Linked DNA regions of Homo sapiens: region 2 is linked to region 1. A link is an interaction called in ENCODE POLR2A ChIA-PET data of the cell type or tissue named here. Cell type or tissue: Panc1. All regions are shown on one strand. Each heading gives the region's core, and the rest is flanking DNA. Links, peaks and the distances in the headings are about the cores only.

Region 1 (7,918 bases), core at 1,705-5,704:
GGCATGTGCCACCACGCCTGGCTAATTTATTGTATTTTTAATAGAAATGGGGTTTCACCATGTTAGCCAGGCTGGTCTCGAACTCCTGACCTCAGGTGATCTGCCCACCTCGGCCTCCCAAAGTGCTGGGATTGCAGGCGTGAGCCACTGCACCCAGCCTCCCACCTGCGTTCTTGAACCCATGTTTTCTCAACTTCTCTGAGACCAGTTTCACCACCTGTGCCCTCTCTATGTTCAACATTTCCCAGATCAGGATATAATAAGTCACTAGGAAGGGGACTGCCTAGTGGCTACCTTAGAGTCTCACTCATACTTTACAAGCACTTAACAATTTTTTAAATTTTTTTGAGACAGGGTCTCACCGTCACCGAGACTGGAGTGTAGTGGTGCAGTTACATGGCTGACTGCAGTCTTGACCTCCGAAGCTCAAGCAATCCTCCCACCTCAGCCTCCTGAATAGCTGGTACTAATGCCAAGCTAATTTTTGCATTATTAGTAGAGAGATGGGGTTTCGCCATGTTGCCAAGGCTGGTATCAAACTCCTGAGCTCAAGAGATCCACCTACCTCAGTCTCCCATAGTGCTGAGATTACAGGCGTGAGCCAATGCACCTGGCAACAAATATTTTCTGGGAAAATAAATGAATGATTGAATATTGAACAAGATCTGTAAGGGTGTCATGTTTGGTAAAGCCATACAGAAAAAAAGAATAGCGATAAAAATCTTAGGAATATTTATAAGAATAACAACAATGGGCAAGACCTATGTGAAGAAAAATATGCAATGTTACTGAAAATATAAAAGAATATCTAAATAAATGGAGAAGGGCTGGGCGTGGTGGCTCATGCCTGTAATCTCAGCATTTTGGGATACCGAGGTGGGAGGATGACTTGAGGTCGGGAGTTCAAGATCAGCCTGGCCAACATGACAAAACCCCATCTCTACTAAAAATACAAAAATTAGCCGAGAGTGGTGGTATGTGCCTGTAATTCCAGCTACTCAGGAGACCGAGGCAGGAGAATCACTTGAAACCGGGAGACGGAGGTTGCAGTGAGCCGAGATTGCGCCACTGCACCCCAGCCTGGGTGACAGAGTGAGACTCTGTCTCAAAAAATAAAATAAAATAAAAAATAAATAAAAGGAGAAACATGGCCAGGCATGGTGGCTCACAATGTAATCCCAGCACTTTGGGAGGCTAAGGTGGGTGGATCATTTGAGGTCAGGAGTTCGAGACCAGTGTGGCCAACAGGGTAAAACCTGGTCTCTACTAAAAATACAAAAACGAAAAAATAGCCAGTTAGCTGGGCGTGGTGGCTCATGCCTGTAGTCCCAGCTACTTGGAAGGCTGAGGCAGGAGAATTGCTTGAACCTGGGAGATGGAGGTTGCTGTGAGCCGAGACCGCGCCACTGCACTCTAGCCTGGCAGACAGAGCTAGACTCCATCTCAATTAATTAATTAATTAATTAATAAGACATATCATTTTCCTAGATGGGAGCACTCTGTAGTAATGATGTCATTTCATTATCAAATTACTCTATAAGTCAACGCAACCTCAGTCAAAAAAAAAAAATCATAGCTTGTTTTGACTTTTTTTTCCCCCTGTATTCTTGATACTCTGGCATTTTGGAGTCTTCATCTTAGATTGCCCCTCTCAGGGCTAGCTAATTCCTAGAGAAGACAAAGGATTTCTTTGCAAGTGCACCTTTGATATTTAAGTCAACCAATCCAGACCACACATCCCCAACCATCTCCTGTAACTAACTCTCACACACCAAGCCAATATTCCTGCCAGCCTAAATCTGCCTAGGGCTAGATATCAGATAATTAGGGGCCGCAGCTATAACCCAGAGCCCACCAAAATTACTCAAACTCTCCAATCCTAAACTTATTCAACATACCTACCCTACCTCACCCATTCGATCCTGTGAAAACCCCAATAAAGGCACTGGGCCATGCTCCCTGGTTCTGCCTCTTGCCCAATCTTGGTCTTCCCCATGTGGCTCTGAGTGGCATTGTATAATAGCCGTTTCTAGGGATATATAAGTCTAAACATTTCCTTCATGATAATTATGTCCACGTCTGCATGTCTTACCAAACCTGATTAAAACAAATCCTGGGTAAACTGTAATATACTACTGTATTTCTAAAAATCCAATATGTAGATTCAAACGTTCATCTGGAAGAATAAATAAAAACACTCAAGAAAAAATTTACAGAGAATAATCAGAAGGGACCTGCCCTATCAGAAATCAAAACATAACTATAAAATAATTAAAGCAGAAACTCACAAATCAGTGAGACATAATAGAGTATTCAGAAATAGACATACTTACATATGTGGATACAGTATATGGTAGAGGTTGTATTTCAGAACAGTGAAGAAAAAATAAACTAATACATTTGGTTTGAACAAATGAATATCCACATAGAAAAAATAAATTTGGAATTTTACCTCACATCATACACAAAACTAAATTCCAGATGAGATTATAGAACCAAATGTTTAAAAAAATTACAATAGTATTTGAAGAAAATTTCAGAGAATATTTTTATAATCTTATGATGTAGATGGCCTCCCTAACAAAACACAAAAGCCAGAAGACTTAAAGGAAACTACAAAATGAAAACTATATATGACACCAAAAGCACAGGCAGTAAGAAAATTAAAAAATCAAACTTCATCAAAATTAAAAACTTTTGTCCATCAGAAGACATTATCAACAGAATGAATGGAATCCACACAAAGAAATAATGAGCACTGATTAAAGTCACTACATAGGTAAATAAAAGATAATATACACTAAAAAAAAACAGAGTGAAAAAGCAACCTATAGGAAGGGAGAAAATATTTGCAAATCATATATCTAACAAGACATTACTACTCATAATATTATAAAGAACTCCTACAACTCAACAACAAAAAACCTGATTGAAAACTGGACAAAGAACTTGGATAGACATATCTCCAAAGAAAATATACAGATGGCCAAACAGCACATGAAAAGATTACTATTACTAATAGCAGCATATGAAAAGATTACTATTACTAACAGTAATAGCAGCACATGAAAAGATTACTATTACTAAGATATAGACGGCCAAACAGCACATGAAAAGATTACTTTTACTAATAGCAGCACATGAAAAGATTACTATTACTAACAGTAATAGCAGCACACGAAAAGATTACTATTACTAAGATATAGACGGCCAAACAGCACATGAAAAGATTAACATTCCTAATCATTAGGGAAATGCAAATCAAAAACCACAAGAGATACAATTGGAACCCTTGTGCTCTGCTGGTGGGAATGTAAAACGATGTAGCCACCGTGGAAAACACTATGGTGGTTCCTAAAAATAATGAAACATAAAATTACCATATGATCCAGCAATTCCACTTCCAGAGATAGACCCCAAAAAATTAAAGCAGGGACTCCAGTAGACATGTGTACACCTGTGTCCATAGCAGCGTTACTCATAACAGCCAACACAGCAGCATTACTCATAAGAGCCAACATAGCAGCATTACTCATAACAGCCAATTCCACTTCCAGAGATAGACCCCAAAAAATTAAAGCAGGGACTCCAACAGACATGTGTACACCTGTGTCCACAGCAGCATTACTCGTAACAGCCAACAGACGGAAATAACCTAAATGTCCATCAATGAATAAATGGACTGACAAAATATAGTATTAATATATACATGCAATAGAATAATATTCAGCCTCAAAAAGGAATGAAATTCTGACACGTTACAACACAGATGAATCTTGATGCCATTATCTCAAGTGAATTAAGTCATTCACTAAAGGACAAACCCTGTATGATTCGTCTTATATGAAATTCATAGAGCCTAGGCATGGCAGCTCACGCCTGTAATCCCAGCACTTTGGGAGGCCATGATGGGAAGATTGCTTGAGCCCAGGAGTTTAAGACCAGCCTGGGCAACACAGGGAGAACCTGTCTCTACAAAAGAATTAAATTTTTTAAAAAAGAAATTCACAGAGACAAAAGTAGAATGGTGGCTGCCAGGGACTGGGAGAAGGGGAGATTGTAGAATTACTGCTTAATGGGTACAGTCTCAGTCTGGGGAGATGAAAAAGTTCTAGAGATGGATGGTGGTGATGGTTGCACAACAACATAAATATACTTAGTGCCACTGAATTGTATACTTAAGATACGTAAAAGATTATATATGTTTTACCATGATAAAAAATATTTTAAAATAGGATTTTTGGTAATAATTCATGAAGGTAGTTCACAAATGAGTGATGTGTCAGTGTTCGAATTTGTTATTTCATATGTTAATATCATCTCAAGTATAAGCTCTGCAAGTAATAACTGTTATTTGTTTTGTCTCTTTTTTAGTTTTTAATTTTTATTTTTTAGAGACAGGGTCTCACTGTGTTGCCACCAGGCTGGTCTCGAACTCCCTAGTTCATGCAATCCTCCTGCCTCAGTCTCCAGGGCACCCGGGACTACAAACATAGGCCACCTCACCCGGCTTGTTTTTGTTTCTTTATACCCAAGATCAGATCAAAGAAGGCCTTAGAACAATGCTATGTACATAATATTGGTCATGAATAACGTGCAAACAACTGAAACCCACTACATATGTGGATTTATAAAGTCTTTGTTATTAAGTCTGAGAAATAAGAGAATACACAGGATTGCTATTTATCAATATTACATTAATTTAAAAAAGTATGATGTCCAGCTACTAACACTGTAAATAGCAGACTAGATTTAAACTAAGAAGTTTCTAGTTCAATTTGCATAATTATTTACTTCAACACATATTAAAACCTTAATAAAACCTGTTTTCAAATATTGCTACAATGGGACAAATTCTTTCCTTCTCTCAAGTTTTAAGGAGACCCCTTCTCTTTTACCTCACCCTCACAAATTCTTCATTCTTTTATGTGGAAAACAAACACAACAAAACCCTCTGTTAAAGGTCACATCTTTGTAATCACTATACAAATCTTACCTTTCTATTCAAATTTTATCTCTTAAATTCCCTTACATTGGTAAAAACGACTAGATTTAAAATATCAGCTCTAGTTCCCCCAAAACAAAAAGACTGCATTAAACATGGTTTGTGTCTTGATCCTAATAAAATTTCTTTTAACCTTGCCATGCTCTGAATCTAAGTTCTCATGAATTCAGACTATCTAACCTTTAAATCAAAATGTTTCTTGTGGTTTGGGTTTTCCTTTTTACTTTTCGTGGTGTTTTTTGGTATCAATAAGTGCCTGTCTAAAAGAACGACAGCACTAAAATACAGTCGACTGTCTTTTGAAGCTAAAATATGTAACAATAACCTGAAATACTACCAATCCCCAATGATCTTCTTAAAACATGGTCCCCAAATTTGTGCCTTCATAACCTACATGTAACCACATTATGAAGTAACACAGATTGCTTTCAAAATAGCCTATAACCTGTTTTTTATTCGTTTGCTTTTCATCTTTTAAAAAGTAAAATTATTCAAACAAAAAAACTGTCTAAAAATTAGGCAATTTTAATCAAGTTTGAAGAAACAGAAGCAGATAAGAATAGCTAACCACATTAGTAGTTTCTGTCCTATATTGTTTCTGTTTTGGTTAGCATCAAAAATAATAAACACTAATTTAGCTCTGACGGCACAGAAGGAATTCTTCCCCATGTAAATGAACAGATATCTCTATTATGATAAGATTCAGATAATAGTATTTTTGTAAAGTTCCTGGAATGTAATTGTTTGAAAGAAGATGATAAATCTATTCCTCTAACAGATTTAGTATTGCCACTGGGATTTCATCATAGTTCAGTCATAAATTAATTGCACAGTAGATTTATTCATCTATCATTCTCCCATAACAAGTCTGATCATGATTGCTTTGTATGTCTCCGTTTGGCACACTGGGGTTTTATTCATTTAACAGGATTATTTATTAATCAGGCATTTATTGAATAGAGTTTAAAGAAACTCAATGGGTCTGATACAAAGTGCATTAGATCTATCATTAGGATTATTTTTATTTCAGACATTCATTTAAATGGACCTCATTGTATTTGGGGGAAACATTACTTATAAGATGGATATTTTCTGTTAAATACATTTATCCTGGCTTTATGAAATACCTGATATGGGGATAATCTAGTTACAAAGAAAAAAATTAACTATGTAGCATCTCTATGAATTTGGTATTTAGAGAAAAAAGGCTAAGTTAATATCCGATAAAGGAATAATCCTAGTTAAGAAATAAAATCCTCCTTGATCCAAATGGCAACTTAAAAAAAAGGTAACCAACAACTATAAAAACTCCTTACACAAATAAAATCTGCCGGTTGCTATAAAATCCACATCATCAGACTGATATGCCATTTTGCCTTATACTAGAAAAAAATTGTCATTGCAACAAAGAGCATTTTATTTGAGGACTAAATGAGTAATGACTGCACTTGAAGCTAATGCACAGAGGAAATAGAGGAAAGAGGATTGGCGATGACTAGGGCCCAAGCTTCCCTTGATAACTACCCTTCCTCAGCATTCTAACTTCCATCTATCATGCCAGCTACTACCTCCACAAAGAGAGAAAGACAGGACACTGAGAGAAGAGATGCAATGAAAGATAATAAGAGAGGCAGGGACAAAGGAAAATCATGGAATCTGAGAGTTGGAAGAGATTTCACAGCACTACTGAAGGAGAATGACAATAGTAACAGTACACAGATTGGGAATGTAAGGTTATTAAACAAAAACTCATTTTTAAAATAAAAAAAGAAAATGATTTTCAGAATCATTTGCAATGAATATATTCCATTGGATTACATATGCAAATTTAGTGAAATAACTCCTAGAAAATCGCCATTCGTATAATACCCTGTAAGAAGCCGATGATATTTGCATCTTGATTTATAGACCTTTACCATGTAAGCAGAAATATTGCAAGTAACTGAACTTAGAACTTTTGAAAATGAAAAACATTTATTTTGAAGAAGTGAGATGATATTATCACCAGTTATTAATAGTTTTCCTATTGAGTTGTCTCTAGGTACAATTGTTCCATGAATAAAAATCACAGGACAGCATGATTTTTATTCATGAGGCAGAGTCTCTCAGAGCACATACTTAGTTTGGGGCTCTACCTGTCTAGCATTAACCCGAACAATCCAGAAACTGAGATGTGATGGCCAGAGCCATCAGGTGGAATTCTGACACTGCCCTAGAGACTGACATTTCAACCACCACCATTGCTTCTAAGCCAAGACTTGACCCTTGTAACTTGGAAATGTAGCTTGCATGCTTCCACTTCTCTTCCACTGCCATCTCCCTCGTTCCTGTTCTGTGGTCTGGGCTTCCGCACTAGCCTCCACAGGGCCTCTCAGAACCCACACCCTATTCTAACCTTAGTCTTTTGTGCCCTCTGTAAGCAGGGGCTGCACATGTCACTTCCCCAGCTTTGTACTTTCAATGTCTTCCTATTGGTTTTAGGATAAAGGCAAAAACCCCTGCCATGTCCATGAGGTGCCCTCATGGACCCACAGTCTGGCCCCTTCTCCTTCCTCTCCTGTTATGCTGACCTGCTTCAGCCAGGGTGGCCTTTTTAGACCTTCAGTTCCTCTAAAACCAATCTCCTTGCTACCTGTCAGGCTTATGTGACATATCCAGTCCAGCCATCAGTCAGTGGCATATTAAAATGCTCTCCACAGGACCACAGAGCTGTGGGTGACCTCTGCATGGACATGATGTTTGCTGAGCAGGAATACTCATATTTCTGCCCTAAGCTCAGAGCAACAGCTACCAACTGTGATTGAAAAATTATGTTCATTCAGGAGGGTCTGGAAACATCTTGCTTCTCTCCTATGTAAGTTCTTGTAATAGACTAAGGCAAAAGACACAACACACATAAACTTTTGAGTAACA
Region 2 (7,918 bases), core at 1,764-5,763, 230 kb after region 1:
GGTTTTGTTTATTACCAAGAAGGTTGTTGCTTGGTTCGTTCCAAAGATGAAGAAGGTACACCACAATTTTTCTTTTTACGTGCTCTAATTTTCAGATTTCATATTTTTTATAGGAAATTTATTAATTTCTCAAAGATAGAGAAAAGATTTTTTTAAAGATTATTTCTGAATTTTTTTTTAATGACTAGTTTTTAATATCTGGGTTTGTGTAAGATATAGTTAGACTCAGAAGCTTTGGCAGGGAGAATGGAGACGGCATCCAGCATTTTTTGAGCATCTGCTGTGTCTTGGGTACTATGCTAGGCACTTGGCATATATTGTTGATTGTCATTTATATTCACTTACTTTCTAGGTTCTGTATGGTCTGTAAATACTAAACTAGACTATAACAATATCAAATAATGTCTCATAGGTTGATGCACAGAATAGTATTGAATAGTATAAGGTAATATTAAATAACTTATTGTCAGTTGATGTGCAAGTTAAGCTGCCATCATTGTTGAAAGAAGCTAGGATATGGCCTCTTACAGAATGGGAATTCTAATTTAAAACATTAAAATACAGTTTTAATTTTTTAAAGTACATCCTTTGAAGTTATCACTTTCGTATTTTTCTTTATACAGCAGACAATGATAATTATGAAGTTTTATTCAATTTGGAGGAACTTAAGTTAGACCAGCCCTTCATTGATTGTATCAGAGTTGCTCCAGATGAAAAATATGTGGCTGCCAAGATAAGAACTGAAGATTCTGAAGCATCTACCTGTGTAATTATAAAGCTCAGCGATCAGCCCGTAATGGAAGCTTCTTTCCCGAATGTGTCCAGTTTTGGTAAGCCACCAACCAAAATAGTCCTCTGTGTTGAAAGGCAACGGTAACACTTTTGAAACATTTTTTTGTCGCATGTGAGGGAGGGAGAAGGTGAATGCCTGATTCATGTATCCCTATGGACTATACATCTTCCTATGTACCTCTTATTCAGGAGACCTTCCCTTATTTAATTATATATCTAGATGGGTAATTTTAAAATACTCATGTTTTTAAAAGTGTTATAATTAGAGTCCATGTCATACAATATGTTTTGATTTATCAGAATTATTTGCCAAATTATTATCTAGAATAAATTTTTACACGTAAGTTGCATCTTAATATTTTATTCAACTTTAAGCTTGAATGTATTTTTTTAATTTCATGTTATCTTATAGAGCTGTTACAGCATAAAGTCACTACCAAAGAACTTGGTATGTGTTGAACTAACCTGTTTATCAATGGAAGCTGTGACATTTTTAGTAATAGAACTAACTTTAAATTTATCATTGAGTGGTACATATGTTACATTTTGTCCTCCCTTTTCATTTTCAGCCATCATTTTCTCCATTGTTTAACTAAATGTTGTTGCAGTGAATTGAAATTATACCCTAACTATTGAATTCTAAGACATATATTTTGTACATTTTATAACCTTTAAAATCATGGTGCATATTATACAATGATGACTTACAATCACTGTCAGCCAGGTGGCAGTCATGGTGTAATTGTGTGCAAACTTCTGTTGACAGCTTCTGGTGGGATCAAGAATCAGCATTAAATTGTGTTTGGTAGTTGGAGATATCCTGTGGCTTGAAAGCAGACAGAGAAGGTTTACACATGAGAGAAAGATGCAATATTCCTTCAGACTTACAGTTTCAAGTTGTAGATTGAGACGGAATTCACCTCCTAAAAGCAAATGTGACTTTACCAATGTCTTTCCTAAATATTGAGCATTTAGCTCTTATTTAGAAACCTGAGTACCCTGAGACTGATAACTACTTGAAACCTTGGAATGGTGTAGTAGTGGTTTATTCTCAGGAAAGCTCTCTGGCTTATATACAGCACAGATTAGATACAGTCAAATATTTAGATTTCCAGGGATAAACTTGCACATGTTCTCACTGGCATTCAAAATTAGAATGTGCTGTGCTTTTTTTTTTTTTTTAATGGAGTGTAGGTGATTATGTATAATTATCTCATTATTTTCTTTCAGAATGGGTAAAGGACGAGGAAGATGAAGATGTTTTATTCTACACCTTCCAGAGGAACCTTCGCTGTCATGACGTATATCGAGCCACTTTTGGTGATAACAAACGTAATGAACGCTTTTACACAGAAAAAGACCCAAGGTACTAGAATAATATAATTAAATCTTTCTCTCCAGAACCTTCCTCCAGTTATTTAAAGTACTGACTTTGGTTGACTTAAAACGTTTATTTTGGTTGGAACCAGGAATAATAAGGCTAAAACGATCATTCTTTTATTAGTTGTTTGTATTCAAAATTGGAGTCTGGTAATATTCAAAATCAGAGTAAATACAGATATATCACTAATATTTTATTAAAAACTGAAATTGATTTTGTGAATTACAACATAGTTCATTCATGTAAATTCATAAAGATGACCTAGAACTGCTAGATTGTGAACAGACTGAGTCTGTTTCACCTTTGCATCTTAATTGATAAGCAGGGTGCCAGGTTTGTATAGTGCTATTTAGTCAGTATCTATTGCTTAAATAAATGGTATATACTTAGATAGGTATCTCTCTTTCAAACTAAAACCCCTTGTTCCTGATGATTGTTGAGTACCTTTTAACCATTAAATTCTTAGTAATATATAGAAGAATTTAAAGTATGTGTTGCTACTAAATTATAAATTAAAACTAACTCAAAAATGTATTATTGTGCTAGGTGAAAAAATTAAATATATGCTATGGTTTCAATTGGGTATCAAGGAAAAAAGATGCATTTTTAAAAGATTGAAAGGAAATACACCCAAAGTACTAACAATGGTTTTTTTTTTACTTTTCTTTTTTTCTTTTTGTAATAAGCATTATTATTTTTATAATACATTTTAAATTTAAAAATAATTGTCGATAGAAATAATTGGAAAAAAAGATTAATGTCTAGTTCTTTATATTTCGTATATTCTCTTAGACACATTTTACCCTAGAGCCACTTGTGTTCTCACTTCCTGTAACCACATATCTAACAACTATTTGGTCAAGTAGTTTATTTTTAATTTGTCATCACCAAACTAAGCAAACAAAAATATATAAAAACAGCGAAGAAAGTGTTGAAAATAAAGAGCAAAGTAGGGTAGGGGACTTGCCCTACAATTATATATTAAAGCATATAAAGCAATAACAGTAAAAATAATACAAATTGATAGACAAATAATAGAGCTTAGAATAACTCTAAAACATAGATCCTAGTCTATGTGAAAATTTATATGATAAAAGGCATCACAAACTAATGAAAAATGAATCGGTGTTATTTTATAATGCAATGGGAAATACTATTTGGGAAAAAATAATTTTCATCATTGTATATGTCAGCATACATTCCTAAGAGATTTAAAGAACCCATTGAGAAAAATAATTTTTTAATAAGATGAAAATATAAGCTTTTTAGTCAGCTTGGTTGGAATATTTTTGAAACATAAAATCAATATAAGAAATTACAAAGGGTAGTAGCAGTCTCGATTACGTAAAATATTAAACTCAAGTCAAAAACCACAAAAACTATTGTAAATAGTTAAAATCTAGGTAACAAAATGGAGGAAAGTGTTTTCAACAAAAAGACAAGTTAATGTTCTTAATTTTTTTTTTTTTTTTTTGAAACAGAGTCTCACTCTGTCACCCAGACTGGAGTGCAGTGGCGCAATCTCAGCTCACTGCAACCTCTGCGTCCCAGGTTCAAGTGATTCTTCTACCTCAGCCTCCCAAGTAGCTGGGATTACAGGCACCTGCCACCATGCCTGGCTAATTTTTGTATTTTTTGTGGAGACGGGGTTTCACCATGTTGGCCAGGGTGGTCTTGAACTCCTGATCTCAGGTGATCTGCCAGCTTTGGCCTCCCAGAGTGCTGGGATTACAGTTGTGAGCCACTGTGCCCAGCCAATATTCTTAATTTTTAAAGAGCTATTTACATACTAATAATTTAAGCTACATTCAAAGTTTAAAATAGACACACATTTCACAAAAGAAATAACGATTGACAAATAAACATGGTAATGTGATCCAATACAGAAGAAATTTTACCAAACTATAAGCAGTTGTTATTTGGGGGCATTGGGATTCTTTACGTTTTTCAGTAGTTTCAGTATAAATTACTTTTATAATAAGGAAAAATATAAATATAACATTTAAAGCCACTCATTATGTTAGTATAGTGCTTCTAGGATATTATTTGATTATATTCATCAAGTCATAAAAATACACTTATTAAATTAGTATTTCCATTTCTAAAAATTTGTCTTGGGAAAATAATTGTGAAGATCATGGAAGGGGAAAATATCTTCATGAATATGTTTCTTGTTATATTGTTTATTATAATGAAACATTAAAATCTAAATTTTTAAGAATTATGATATATTAGGTAGCCATTAAACCTGTTATAATATTAGGTAGCCTTTAAAAATAATAATCACAAAGACTTTCAACTCATGTAGGGAGAAAATTGATATATGAAGTAAGAAATACAGAATCAAAAATTGTATCTATAATTACATCTATTTAAAGACACACATGAAATATAAATATAACTTAGAAGGAAAAATTTAAAAAGTAAAATAGCTATGTTAATGTTTTAAATGTGTTACGTTAGTAAGATTGTGAGGGGTTTTCTTCCTATTCTATTTTGTTGTAAAAACTGGGAGAAAGGAAAAAAAAATCCAAAATGCATGCAGAGAAAGAAGAAAATAAAAATAACTCCGTGTCCCTTTTATTCCCTATTTGTGTCTCCTATAGAAAGTTTATTTCCTCTTCTCAGCAAAAAGCTATGTTATCTACTCATGTGATTGAGAAATGACGTTTGTAGTTTACCTTGAAATGCATCCAAATAAAGATGGATTAATAGGTGCATAGATATGTAATAAAGTAAATGTAGCAAAATGTTAGCAATGATGGAATCAAGATGGTTTTTTCAACTTTTCTGTATTTTTGAAAAACATTTATGATAAAATGTTAGAAGTAAATTATTTTGAATGCCCTTTAGGAGAAAATGAGAAAAATAATAGCTAATTGTTAAAGTTACAAGTGATATTCACTAAGGAATTATTTTAATTTCCTATCTGCATTATAAATCAACATGTATACTGACCACCTCTGAGATACTGTCCTTAACAAGGTAGCATGCATCTGAAATAAACTGTGATCTCATGTCTCTCTCTCTCTCTCTAGCTACTTTGTTTTCCTTTATCTTACAAAAGACAGTCGTTTCCTCACCATAAATATTATGAACAAGACTACTTCTGAAGTGTGGTTGATAGATGGCCTGAGCCCTTGGGACCCACCAGTACTTATCCAGAAGCGAATACATGGGGTCCTTTACTATGTTGAACACAGAGATGATGAATTATACATTCTCACTAATGTTGGAGAACCTACAGAATTTAAGGTAATCCTGGATGCTCGTTGTTCCTATTTGGGCTGTTAAGAAGTGTCACACTTCGATCAACAACATTTCTTGCTCCAAGAGCTCATTGTTTTATAAATTGATGCCACCTTCCTATGTATAACCAATCCCATTTCTTTTCCCTTAGAGCTAATGCCTCTACATATTTTAATTGTGCCTAAAAAGTTAGTAAATAAAACATATTCTGTCCTGAGTTTATGTTAACAAAATCAAACTTAGTAGCTTAAAAGAGCAAACTTACAAACTCGTGATTTTATGAGTTGGCAATTTGGATTGATCTCAGCTAGGCAGTTCTTCTGCTGATATCAGCTAAGCTCACTGATGTATCTGTAGTCAGCTAGCTGTCAGTGCCCTCACTCAAATGTCCAGTGGTTGGCTAAGCACTGGATATACTGTCTCACCACCCAGCAGGCTAGTCAGGACTCATTCATATGGTTGATGGTCACACTTTATCCCTGATGCAGCGTTAGTTCCTTCAGCTCTTCATAAAACAGTGAGGACTAGTATGGTCTAGTTCTCAGTGATTGCATCTCTGGATGCTGCAGCCTTCGTGTTTTCTTACCTATATGTCTTCTAACTTTGTTCCACGTAGCTAATGAGAACAGCGGCTGATACCCCTGCAATTATGAATTGGGATTTATTTTTTACAATGAAGAGAAATACAAAAGTGATAGACTTGGACATGTTTAAGGATCACTGTGTTCTATTTCTGAAGCACAGCAATCTCCTTTATGTTAATGTGATTGGTCTGGCTGATGATTCAGTTCGGTCTCTAAAGGTATGTTTAATTTTCAGAAGTTAATACTGTTAATCAAAATATTTATGCAGTTTAGCTTAACAGAACATCACATTTTGAATAGTGGCAGCAGTGTTCTTTTTCTTGAAAGGAATGTAACTTAAATGGAATTTAGCAAAGTCACTCTTGGGTTTAGGAGGGTTATCTTAGAATTACTTAGAGGATCTTGCTTTTTATGCAGTTTTACTTAAGATAGTGTCTTATGGCATGGACTTCACAAGTAGAGTTGAGTGCTAATATTTCTCTTTCTGTATATCTCTCTACCTCACATATCTCTGCAACTTGAGATATAGTAAAAACTCAGGCCAAAGTTGGTAGCTAGTGCCTAAACACTGACTGCTGTTCCCCCATCCCACATCCCCAACAGGGACAGTAGTGGTATCCACTGTGTTTTTAGCCACTACATGCTTTTGTCTGCATCATCTTCTGTCTGCCAGTTTTCTTATCCGCAGGGGATGCAGGGAACAAACTTTGGTTTCTTTCAGTGTAGGAGTAGCAGTGGTCTCCACAGCAGCACAGAAGGCTAATAGTGGCAAGACTGCTTGGCAAGCTGACTAGTTGATACTGCTTGTGGCTACCAGGAAAGATAACCTGCCTTCACAAGTGAACTTCCTAAAATTGGTGAATGACAACCTTATTGCCTAGTTTTAAAGCAGCATTAACATGTGAGTTGAGGTAGTAGGCACTGAAGGGAAGAGGATGGCTTCCATTTTGTTTGATATGAAAAGAGTTACTGAGCCAGTTGATGAGCAAACAGCATAGACCATTTATACCTCCCTAACTCCAATATTCTTAAAACTCCTGTAAAAATGCAATTTCAGTCAATTCAGTGGCTTTTTATTGAACTTTCATGTGCACAATACTGTATCGGGCATTATAGAATCGAAAGCTGTTAAAGCAGAATATCCTAGCCTTAAGGAAGATATAGTTAATCACAAGATTAAACTAGTACATAAAGGTTAAGTGTATCATGGATTTGAATAAGTAGTATCAAAAACATAAAATGTGCTGTGGGGCTCAAACTAGAGAAGAAGGCCCAGGAAAGCTTTTGGTAAAGTTGGTTGAATGTGAAATAAACCAGAGAAGAGAGATAGGATTTTGACAGGTGGAGAGGGGATGGTATTCCAAGATGAGAAAGCCATCAAATGAAGCTGTATGCTCTGACATTCAGAAAATGTTCAGGAAACTGTTAATTATTCTGTTTTATTAAAGCGCTATACATTTCTGGGGGATGAAGTCATGATTTGACTTTTTGTGAGTGTCAATATGAGGAATTTATTAATTATGAAAGGTAACATTTGAAGTTTTTGAGCAGGGGAATGGTTTGAGGAGTGGCAGCCATATTAGGATACACTAAACCAAAAAGAAGTAAGGGGCAGGAAGCTAGTTTTGAGATTGTTTTATTGGTATAAATAAGAAATAACAAGGGCCTGAAATAACTGAAATCTCCAGCTACTCCCTAAAATCAAAAGATCAAATGTAATGTCCAGTCTCTTAGAACACTATGTAAGTGTCCTAAAACCAAAATGGTGACTGACTTGGAGGGATGTCCTTATTGTCTTCATCTGCTGGAGTGCAAAGTATTTCTTTTCACTTGCTAATTTTAAAAATTTTAATATTATTATTTTAGATAGCATTTCTTTTTTTTTAACTTTTACTTTCAGGGGTACATGTGC

What was found. ChIA-PET counts read pairs that join two places held together with the same protein. Peaks named below come from ENCODE experiments on the same cell type or tissue, not always from the same donor. Only the 100,000 strongest peaks of a DNase experiment are listed, where the experiment ranks them.
Region 2: POLR2A ChIA-PET joins it to region 1 with 7 read pairs; 2 of 35 experiments call an interaction of 5 or more read pairs at or near these places.

Annotation. Positions count from the first base shown.
Region 1 is chr2:44,568,286-44,576,203 of GRCh38, reverse strand. The region is part of intron 3 of CAMKMT (calmodulin-lysine N-methyltransferase); the gene reads right to left. Among named protein-coding and RNA genes, the nearest start is that of CAMKMT, 210 kb to the right of the region's middle. In Panc1, for the core only: no CTCF peak of the experiment used is centred there; DNase peaks (open chromatin) are centred at 3,443 and 3,646.
Region 2 is chr2:44,336,657-44,344,574 of GRCh38, reverse strand. PREPL (prolyl endopeptidase like) reads left to right here. Exons shown (of 14, transcript NM_001171613.2): 3 at 1-55; 4 at 624-830; 5 at 2,023-2,158; 6 at 5,212-5,428; 7 at 6,039-6,224. Among named protein-coding and RNA genes, the nearest start is that of PREPL, 21 kb to the left of the region's middle. In Panc1, for the core only: no CTCF peak of the experiment used is centred there; no DNase peak of the experiment used is centred there.